4 separate regions of the Mus musculus genome follow, and regions 2, 3 and 4 are each linked to region 1. Evidence: chromatin loops called from intact Hi-C (ENCODE). Cell type or tissue: heart. All regions are shown on one strand.

Evidence for each region. Peaks named below come from ENCODE experiments on the same cell type or tissue, not always from the same donor. Only the 100,000 strongest peaks of a DNase experiment are listed, where the experiment ranks them.
Region 2: it touches region 1 in a loop (4-fold over the local background); 5 of 42 quality-filtered maps call a loop at or near these places.
Region 3: it touches region 1 in a loop (12-fold over the local background); 11 of 42 quality-filtered maps call a loop at or near these places.
Region 4: it touches region 1 in a loop (4-fold over the local background); 4 of 42 quality-filtered maps call a loop at or near these places.

Annotation. Positions count from the first base shown.
Region 1 is chr16:14,704,296-14,706,795 of GRCm38, forward strand. It overlaps Snai2 (snail family zinc finger 2), which reads left to right and starts at 1,557. Exons shown (of 3, transcript NM_011415.3): 1 at 1,557-1,757; 2 at 2,416-2,500. The coding sequence starts at 1,679. In heart, CTCF peaks have their summits at 1,212 and 1,422; DNase peaks (open chromatin) are centred at 1,246 and 1,536; H3K4me3 peaks cover 2,227 bases; H3K27ac peaks cover 1,848 bases.
Region 2 is chr16:15,052,277-15,054,776 of GRCm38, forward strand. It overlaps the pseudogene Gm46561. Among named protein-coding and RNA genes, the nearest start is that of Gm41423, 61 kb to the right of the region's middle. In heart, CTCF peaks have their summits at 1,144 and 1,344; DNase peaks (open chromatin) are centred at 795 and 1,285; H3K4me3 peaks cover 1,216 bases; H3K27ac peaks cover 2,253 bases.
Region 3 is chr16:15,636,446-15,638,945 of GRCm38, forward strand. It overlaps Mcm4 (minichromosome maintenance complex component 4), which reads right to left and starts at 955. Exons shown (of 16, transcript NM_008565.3): 1 at 666-955; 2 at 176-337. The coding sequence starts at 735. Prkdc (protein kinase, DNA activated, catalytic polypeptide) reads left to right here and starts at 1,421. Exons shown (of 86, transcript NM_011159.2): 1 at 1,421-1,597. The coding sequence starts at 1,444. In heart, no CTCF peak of the experiment used is centred here; DNase peaks (open chromatin) are centred at 1,046 and 1,356; H3K4me3 peaks cover 2,430 bases; H3K27ac peaks cover 1,881 bases.
Region 4 is chr16:15,194,559-15,197,058 of GRCm38, forward strand. No RefSeq gene overlaps it. Among named protein-coding and RNA genes, the nearest start is that of Gm41423, 82 kb to the left of the region's middle. RefSeq lists an enhancer at 1-1,558. In heart, no CTCF peak of the experiment used is centred here; DNase peaks (open chromatin) are centred at 523, 943 and 1,613; H3K27ac peaks cover 347 bases.

The sequences.
Region 1 (2,500 bases):
CGTTCCCTGTTGTCATGTGTGGCTTTGTGCCCTCTTTCAATACTAGATAAAAAACAAACGGTGTGTTTTACTGGAAATTAGGTGGAAGGGGCAAGATTTCTTGCCCTATAGAGCAGGTGTCTAAATCTGAGCAAACCCACTAGAAATAGGTCAACTCAGACTCCAGCTCTGATCCATACTCATGGTAGCTTAGAAAGAAATCTAATACATTTTCTTGTTTTCTTGTCACCTGCAGATTCAGTTCCCTTAGTTTAAGGATTCATATAAATATCTTTCTGTATTTGACATTGAAATCAGTGACTATTGTAAAGAGAAAGAGGAATCATTGAAATTAACCCAGGAAGTCTGCGGGTTTCCCCCTCCCCCGCTCACACGCCCGTTTTCTCATCCCCAGATTAAGAAGTTATGCTGCTTGACAATGCACTTTTCTCTTGCAAGTCTCAACATCGCTGGTGGTATTCTGTTTCCGCTGTTTTCTTCCAGCACCTGTTACGAAAAAAAAGTTAGTTGTCTTGGGGTGGGGAGGTGGGGGAATTGGATTCTGCAATTTTGTTGGGAAGAGTCAGGGTAACATTGAAATAAACAGAGTTGCCTGTGGGCACAGTGAAAACTGCACTTTTAAAATGAATCACTTCGGAGTATTTTTACACCTACCCCTATGTGCAAATGCAAGTGAAGTGACCGGCTGGCTACTGGACTACCTAAACTGCCAGTCAAAGAACTTGGCAAAAGAATCCTTTACCCCATCTTTTAATGCAAACCAGGGATGTGGCGTGAGGAAGGGGGAGGCTTTTGAAGACTAAAGAAAACACCACTAAGTAACGGCAGACACTAAGAATTGTCAGTAGAGATTCATATTTTTTTTTCTTTCTCTAAAATACCATGCGCTACAAAGGGAGGAAGTCTTGTCACATGTCTTCATCAGAACTTTCCATACTTCTTCCAGAGTTTGCCTATTGTCGGAGTCTGCACCAGCCTTCCCTTTTATCTTTACACTCTTCCAGTTCCTGGGGTAGGCTGTAAGGCTTTACTTTCAAGTGTCTAACGCAGCGATCAGCAAGTTAACTTTCTGGCACGCCGCCCTAGACCTGCTGTGGCAGCTGCGGGGAGCCTTTACCTTCCTTTCCCAAAAGCCAGAGCCTACAGCTGCTTGTGTGCAATAACCCCCCTCCAGACGCAACTTCCAAATATAGACTCTCTGGCCACTAGGGGCTGCGCGGTCCCAGTCCGGAGGGCCGCCCTTCCTTCCCGCCCTCGCCTTGCCAGGCACTGCCCACATCTGGAAGCCAAGTCGCCGTAGGTCACCTAGCGGAAACACGTTTCCCCAGTGCTCAAGAACCGAGATTTCCTTTCTTGAAAACATTTAATGTATTTTGAGCCTCCACTGAAATGCCATGAGCAGCCCATTTTGAACCAGAAAAATTTAGTCTGACAACAGAGTCTTCCTCTATTCACAGCTGTTCCAGAAGGAGGAGCTGAAATCTGAACCTCTTGGCTGTGATTGGTTACTTCTAGAAAAAGCAACGGAGAAGGCGCCTCCCCGCCCAGAGGAGCTCAGTCGGGCAGGGAGCCGGGTGACTTCAGAGGCGCCTGCCTGTCCCCCGCCGCACCTGAGCCACCGCGATGCTATAGGACCGCCGCCTGGACCGTTATCCGCCCGCGCCCGCCCGCAGCCACCATGCCGCGCTCCTTCCTGGTCAAGAAACATTTCAACGCCTCCAAGAAGCCCAACTACAGCGAACTGGACACACACACAGGTAAAAATCGCCTCTGTAAATCTGTGCGCGAGTAAACCGCGGTTCTATTGCTTGACTCAGAGAACACACCGGGCCGCTTTCCTTTTAATGCTGTGCCAAAACTGTCCTTGCAGTCTCTTGATTACTTAGGTTAAGTTTTAATTCAAAACCTTTGAGATCTTTGCTGACAAGGAAAGCTTCCTTCCGGTCGGGCAGTATAGTTCTCTGAGCCTGTGTGTACGCAAAAGGAGTGCACGGACGTGATCGCACCCTTCCCCTCGCCTGAGCAGCAATCTCCTGAAGCCAAGCACTTGGGAAAGCAGCTGGATTCGTGCATGCCATTACCCGCCACAGGCACGGTACAGCTAGAACAGCCCACGCATAAAATGAAAAGCAACTTTATAAAAAGTTTTAATATAGTGTCTAGTTCTTCGTTCTAAATTGGGACAGCAAGGCTAGTCCAGAATGAAGGTTAGTCAGGGCAACTGTCAGCCTGCACGAGGACAGTAAGCCCAGGTGAAGGGAAGACTTTATGTGTGTCCTGTGAGTAAGGCTGTCTTCACTAGAGAGTCTCCTATGGAGTCTCCTGCATGTTGTTATGGTCTCTCTCAGACTGTGTACATATATTTTAAAAATATTTTGCCTTAATTTTTTCTTTCCTTCCTTTTCTTTCTTCCAGTTATTATTTCCCCATATCTCTATGAAAGTTACCCTATACCTGTCATACCAAAACCAGAGATCCTCACCTCGGGAGCATACAGCCC
Region 2 (2,500 bases), 350 kb after region 1:
TCTATAGCAGGAAAATATAAATGATTTAAGCTCCTGTTGCGAAAACCAGGTTTTCAGAAGTGAGTTTCAAGGATGACCCTGACCTGAAGCATGCTTTTGCCCTTCCCAGGAGCAAAAGGCCTTTATTCCTGCACAGCATTGCACCCTTACTGCTCAGAATGGAGCTACTCTTTGGGCTTTCGTGACTTTATCCTGTTTGGTTCCTTGAGCATCTCCAGAATCAGAATGGACACCCTGTAAGGCTAAGGGTTGGAGAAGTATGGTGCTAATTATCCAACTACCCCACTCCCTAAGGCCCTGTCCTCACATTCCAAGCAGGCTGGTCACTAGGACTCCCATTGGGTTCCCACAAGTTCCCACTGGGACCCACCGTTTTCTGGACAATCCTAGAATCCCGGCTCTGGCTGCCTTCTGCTCGCTATCTAGGCAGTTGTAGCTCACCCACCCCTGAGTGTCCCTGAAATCCCTAAGCCTTGCTCTCACAAGCCTTACACTCCTACCTTGGTTGAGTCCATGCCCTAATCCTTCCTCAAAAAGACTTCAGCTATTCTCTCTCCATTCTCTTTAAATTGAGTGTCAGAGCCCTGCCAGGTTTGCTAAATCTAGCGCTCACTTTAGGCCAAGCCCCACACGGGTTCGCCCCACCCCCAACCTCAGGCTCTCCCCTCTTCCTACCCCCAGGCTCCTGCCTTCCCCCATCCTCCCCCCAAGCAGTGCTCCCAGCCTGCCTATCATCTTGCTCTAATTGTTTCCAGATTCGTGTGGGAGGTCAGGGCCCGGGAGTGCTGCTTCATGCCAAGTTTATAAACAGAGCAGTGTTTCCAGATGGCCGCTGGCTCCAGCCTGGCGAGCAGGTTGATTGGGACCAGAATAACAACAGGTGGAGCGCAGACAATGAGTTCCTTGACACATATTTACTCCCTTGGCGTTTTCTTTCCTTGCAGCCTCCACTCCATCTGCTGTAGCTGCAGAGGTGGACTTCCACAGCATCAGGTCGGGTGGAGGCAGCGGAATGCAAAGGAAAAAAAAGTCATTTCCCTGGAGAGAGCACAGGCTGGGGGTGGGGAGGTGGGAAGGTGGGGGACGAGGGTGTGGGGAGGGACCTATGCCCCTAGTGGACCCAGCTGTCAGTGAACTGGGGACAAGGAGGTGTCTTTCCTTCAGAACGGATTATGGGAACTGCCTTAGGATTTTTTTGAAAGGGAATGACCTAGAGACCTAAACCCTTGTTATATGAACTCAGGGAATGAAGGAAGCAGGCTGGCCTAGCGGTTGAACCGCCAATGGCCTGCCGAGGAACTGCGTGCAGCCCTGGACTCAGGCTACAGGAGGTCTCCAGAGAAACACAGGATCGTGCAGGGGCCTCACAGAAGCATTTGTCCCCAAAGTCCTTAGACCTGAGTCTAAGTCCAGATAGAAGAGCCTGTCCAGTTGGAATTGAAATCATGAGGTATCCGTGACAGCAGGGGCAGGCTAGTGCAGGGTGGAAAGCTGAGAGTATAGGTTTACAGTCCCTCCCTCAAAAAAAAGAAAAAAGGAAAAACGAAAAGAAAAAGGGGGGAAAAAAAGGCACCAGCAAAAACCAGTGTCCCTGAAAGTAAGAAACATAAATATCAGAAGTAAGTTTTAAGGGCCTCAAAGTTAAATCTAAATTATCTCTGTGTCTTTTGACTCTGACTTTCTGCTTTTAAAATGTAACCTGATACTAGGGCTTTGAAGCTTGGGATCCACAATGGGGCTGTGCGATTTATCTGAACTGACAGGGCAGGGCCGAGGCCCTGCTCATCCGCCCCACACCCCACTTACTACACTCCACAGCACTGCTGCACTTTAAAGCATCTCCAAATGCCAGTCGTGTAAAATAAGGCCACACTTGGTATTTCTCCTAGTCAGGGCAGAATCTTTACACAGGATATTAATCCATATTTCTTTAATTACTTCACTACATTTTTTACAAAACACTTATTGAGGTTTTTCTCTGAAAAGCTCCAAGAATTACATAAGGAATTCTTAAGAAAAATAAACATGTCTTAGACTAAAGAGCAACCAAAAAAAAAAAAAAGAGAGAGTTAGAGGGAATACATTCACAACAGGGGACCTAAATGGAACTCCTGGAGAGGGAGACAGGGCAGACCGTTGAGACTGGTGCAGGAATCTGCTCACATTCCAGCCCTATAAAATCACTGAGCAAGGGTTAACTCAAATCCTCTGCAAGGATGGTTTACCCTGCAGAAGCATCTGTGGATGAATCTGAAAACTTGGCGCCCTGTCATTCCAACAGGTGCCCTGTGCAAATACTGTAGCTCTCACCAAACTCAGAAATAAGCAGAAAGAGTCTTGTTTTTCATGAATAGTGGCACAATGAATACTCGTACAAAATTACCATGCTCTGGAGGAGCAAGGTCTGCCCCCAAAATGAAATGGCAGCAGCTAAAGAAAATTCCTCAAACACCATCCTGGCTCAGTAAGTACCTAGCAGTGCTGTCCTAGTTCCACTGTG
Region 3 (2,500 bases), 930 kb after region 1:
TACTGCAATCTTTCATACCCCAATTGTAGTTCTACTATAAAGTATGCTTTCTTTGCTCACTAGGTCCTAAAATGTACCAACTCTGCTTCTCTCCTCAGGTGTTTCAGTGAAGAATCTATCAGTACACACAGAATAATAGCAACTGGTAAACCAGCAAAACCGACGGCTGACCCACCTAAAGAATGCATCTGAGGAGGGCTGGAAAACAAGGCATTCTGTGCAGGTGGGCTCTGCAGGTCGGCTCCTGGTGAGGTGGGCATTGGCAGTAGCTCTCCGGTGGAAGAATCTTCGCCTCTACGTCTCCGATTGGGTGACGACCTGCTTTCCTCACTTCGAACTTCCGTCATACAAAACAAAAAAGACGATCAACGCTCAAGCTTAGTCTTCCAGGAAGTGCCTTAGGGTAGTCATATTACTTAAACAAGAACACCCCCCCCCCAAAACCCTCAAACTGGAACAGAGGGACAAGGTGTAGGAAAAGGTGGGTCAACTGAACTGACCACGCCAGACTGCCTGGAGACGAGAGCCCAGTATGTGGGTGACAGAGGCTACTATATGCTCAAGGCCTGTCAACCACACACCAGGCTCGAAGGACTCAGGACTTTCCACAGTGCTGCGGGAAGAGACACGAGGCGGAAAGGGGGCAGATGAAGGAGGGAACTCACGGGACTGGGTTGGGGTGACTCGTCCGCGTCGGCTGCTGCGGCGGCTCGGGGTGGATGCCGGGGACGACATGGTGCTGTGGTTGCTGCGCGACAAAAGAAATCTGGCTCTCAGTTGTCCCGCTCCGGGACCTCTCGTACCTCGGATCCGGGTTAGTTGCAAACGCGCACAAAACGGCGAGTCAGGGTTCTGCGCCACCCAGGAGAACGTTCCTGGGCCCGCAGGGTGAAGCGATTCCCGCCAGCCGCTCTGTCGTCACAGCGACCGAAGACGCCTGGCCAATCAAAGAGGCAAGCGCGCGTAGCTCCGCCTCCGGAAAGCGCCGTAAGTGAACTCTGAGAAAAGGTTTCCGGCCAATCACAGCGGCAAAGGCGTGTAGCTCCGCCTCCGGAAGGCGCCACTGCAAGCCGGAGGGGGAGTTCTCGACCGCTACCTAGGAATTACAGCCTAGATTCACTTGCACGCCCCTCGCCTTGGATGGGCCAGCCTGCAGCGGGATTGCGTTTTGGCGGGAAACCCGGGGCCGGCACAACTCCCTTGTGTGTTTACATTTGCGTTGTCCCGAGTGCAAACACCAATCTGTGATATCTCCGCATGGTTAGACTGGTTCTGTCCCTTTGCATTCCGATGTGTACATGTTAAACGCTACAGATCTGCAGGCCGGTGCGCGTCTTCACCCCCCCACCCCCGCGAGAGTATAAGGGAGCAGTTCCGGCTGGGCCTTCAGGGAAGAGCTGGCTAGAGTGCTGAGACGCGCATGCGCGAAGCGGTGCCGGCGTGATGGCGGAGGAGGGAACCGGCGTACGGTGTTGGCTACTGCAGCTGCAGGAGTTCCTGTCCGCAGCAGACCGCTGCAGTGCTGCCGGGGCCAGTTACCAGCTGATTCGTAGTCTGGGGCAGGAGTGCGTGCTGAGCACTAGCTCTGCAGTGCAGGGTGGGTAAGGTCCCTAGACGCAGGGCTCAGCGTTTCTCTCCGTGGTGCGTGTAGTCAACGTCCCGTAAAGTTTATGGAATTGGTAGATGTGTATACTGCTCTCTTCCTAGTATCTGAGGAAGATGCTTTAAAACAGGTGTTGGAAAATGACCACCAAGTTTGGTAGTCATTTTTATCCAAAGTTGGATGAGAGTGCAAGATGGAAGTATTTTCTTCCAGAATAAACTCGCTTGAACTCAATAGGACCTTGACAAAAATCCTTTTTTCGTTGCACCATGTTTTCAGAATAATTGCAAAAATTAATGAAAGTCATGCAATTCTGTAGACATTTTTATTTTTTAGGTTAGGTATTTCCTATCTTGGGCTATAGCCCAAGATAGTCTGGAATTTACTATGTATGTAGAACAAGCCTTCAAATACTGGGGTTATAGATGTGAGGTACCACACGTGCCTTGCTCTTTTTAACCATTTAGTAATTGATGTGTTAAAATAGAGGCTCGAATCTGAACACAGCACACTGGGCCAAAAACAGTTCCACGTGTAAGAGGTTTGGAGGGGGTGGCAGAAAGAGAAGGCGCAGAGAGAGAGAGAGTGAGAGAGGGAGGGACATTCCCTTTATTTATATGGAAAATGACAACACAGGTAAAGGTGGGAGGTGAGCCAAGTGGATATTCTGGGAATATGGTGCCTGATGTCTTGGCAACAGGTCTGCTGGCCTTGCTGTCGCCTATGTGATGTCATAGGTTTGGGAGGTCCTGATGCCAACATACCTCCCTTGTTATAATAAAGAGAAGGAAAGAAAAAGGGAGGGGAAAGCCATGGTGAAAAGGGAGCAAGGGTGTTGTGTCTCTTAAGCTGCTTCCTGTTGTCTAGGGTGTCAATTTTGGGGGGTAGCTGGTTTTC
Region 4 (2,500 bases), 490 kb after region 1:
CAGGTTCTCAGAAAAAAGAGTAGTGCTCAGAAATGATGTCCTCAACATTGGCCCTGATTCTCCTTCCTTCAGAGTAGTTGACGAAGTGTCTGGCTGCATGTGTACAATGGGGAGGCACTCATTAAATGTTCTTAGATTAACCATACCTTCTTAGCATCAGAGTTTTGATCACATTCCCTTCCATACTAAAAGATCCTCCACACTCAATATGTCCCCAGTGTCTTCTTACAAGGCCTAGGACTCAGGACCAGCCTCATCCAAGGTCACAGCTGCATGTCCAAGTCATACCTTTTCCCACTAAGTGGATATTACTGAAGCTCTGAGCTGCATTTCTACTCCATCTAGCTAGTAAGTGTACTTGAACCTTAAAGAAATTATCTCTGGCTTTATTGTACTGCTGCCTTGAAACCATTTTCTCTTCCTTCACTCTCTGTCTTCCCTCCCTTTAAGAACCTTCTCTCCTGGGAGGATATGACGAGGATCCAGCTCTGGCCAGGCTCCCACAAAGACTTGGAAAGGGGCCTTCACAGAAGGTACTTGTCCCCTCCCTGGCTTTCAGCACATACCCAGGAATGTCTGCCAAGCTCTTCTGTTTCATCTCTATTTTGTACATTAACACAAGTCCAGCCATACATTTTGCCCATCCAGGATTTCACTCTGGGAAAGTGAAGATCCACTTGCACTACAGCAGAGGAAGGGGTTAGGATCTTTCTAGGAGGCAGCAAAATCAAAAGGACTCAATGCTAAGTGTCCCTCAGAACATCCTCTGATTTCCCAAGGCTGAAGGAAGGAATTATTCTGAAGGTATTAATAGAATGCAGATGTTGGAGAATGTGGCTTTAAATTCTGCTGAACAAATGACCCTGTTGGGAGGTCGTTTCCAGTCTCCAGGGACATTCCACAGAGGGCCCAGCTGATTGTCTCATATTGAAACAACATGTCCAAGACACATTCCAGCCTAAAGCAAGCGGAACAGGGCTACTCTGACCAAGTATAAATCATGAGGCAAAGGGCAACTACATCCCTCAGTGCTGCCCTCCTCCTTCCTGGTTCCCTCCACCTCCTCCACCTACCCCCAAGGAAAACAGAGTTTGAGTAAGAGGCTGCCAAGCCAGGCCGCTGAGGCGCCGGCTGGCTGGCAGCACACATGCTGCAGCTTGGGAAGCTTGCTTCTAGCTTTCCATGCTGTGGCCCTGATGGTTTTGCTTCAGTTCAGTTGCTCTTTGTTTCTGGTCTTCAGTCAAGTCCCAAACCACCAGGCTTCTCTAGAGAATTCAGTCTGACATTTTAAGAGTTAACACCAGAGCCCCCTGGACAGAAGGGCAGATAAGAGAAATTCTGGTGGGAGATGGATGCCGGAAGAACAGGGTAGAGGATTTCTTTAGAAAGTGAATGTGTTACTTGTGAAAATATTAGCCATCCAATAAAAAGAATGAAGTGTCTTTCAAGAGACAGTTTGCCAAAATGGAAAGAAAGTCTTCTTTCAAAGACAGCCAGACCTGGCACTGTTTGGTGAGCTGTGTGTTCAGGACAGACACAAATTAGCTGGTTTAGGGTGGAAGGCATTCCCCAGCAGCCTTTGGCTGGCCACTGTATGTTGGGAGCCGCGCCCACATTCGCCGTTACAAGATGGCGCTGACAGCTGTGTTCTAAGTGGTAAACAAATAATCTGCGCATGTGCCAAGGGTATCTTATGACTACTTGTGCTCTGCCTTCCCCGTGACGTCAACTCGGCCGATGGGCTGCAGCCAATCAGGGAGTGACACGTCCGAGGCGAAGGAGAATGCTCCTTAAGAGGGACGGGGTTTCGTTTTCTCTCTCTCTTGCTTCTCTCGCTCTTGCTTCTTGCTCTCTTGCTTCTTGCTCTCTTGCTTCTTGCACTCTTGCTCCTGAAGATGTAAGCAATAAAGTTTTGCCGCAGAAGATTCTGGTCTGTGGTGTTCTTCCTGGCCGGTCGTGAGAACGCGTCTAATAACAACTGTACTGGCTGAACCTGGCCTTTATAAGTTTGGTTTGTTATGAAAATGTGGGTGAGCCCACCATATCCTTTACTGGGGAAGTCTAACATCAGGCCCTGCCCACAAACCCACCTTCACTAGGCAAATGCAGAAGCTGTGGTCTAGATTTTCAAGGCCACCAGGGATGCTGCTGGTGATCTGAGAGGGCACCAGGTAGAACAGGAAGGGACATCTGTTCTCATGAATCAGAGGAGTTATTGGTAATAGGGATAGAACATCAACAGAAGCTGAGTGTCAATCAACATGGTGACATGAAGCTCCCTACATGGTCCCCTCTCCCTGCAGGTTCACCCAGCCAGCCAGACCCATGAGCAAATGCCCAAGTAATATTTGATGATTGTTAGTATTGAGACAGAGCTACTACTTAAACCAGATATCCTTTAAAATGCAGGGCCAAGTTTGGACTCTGGTGCAGGAGACAGGATGAGGATGTCAACCAGATGGAGCATGTCCTTAACTCAAACCTCCCATGTCTTCAGCCT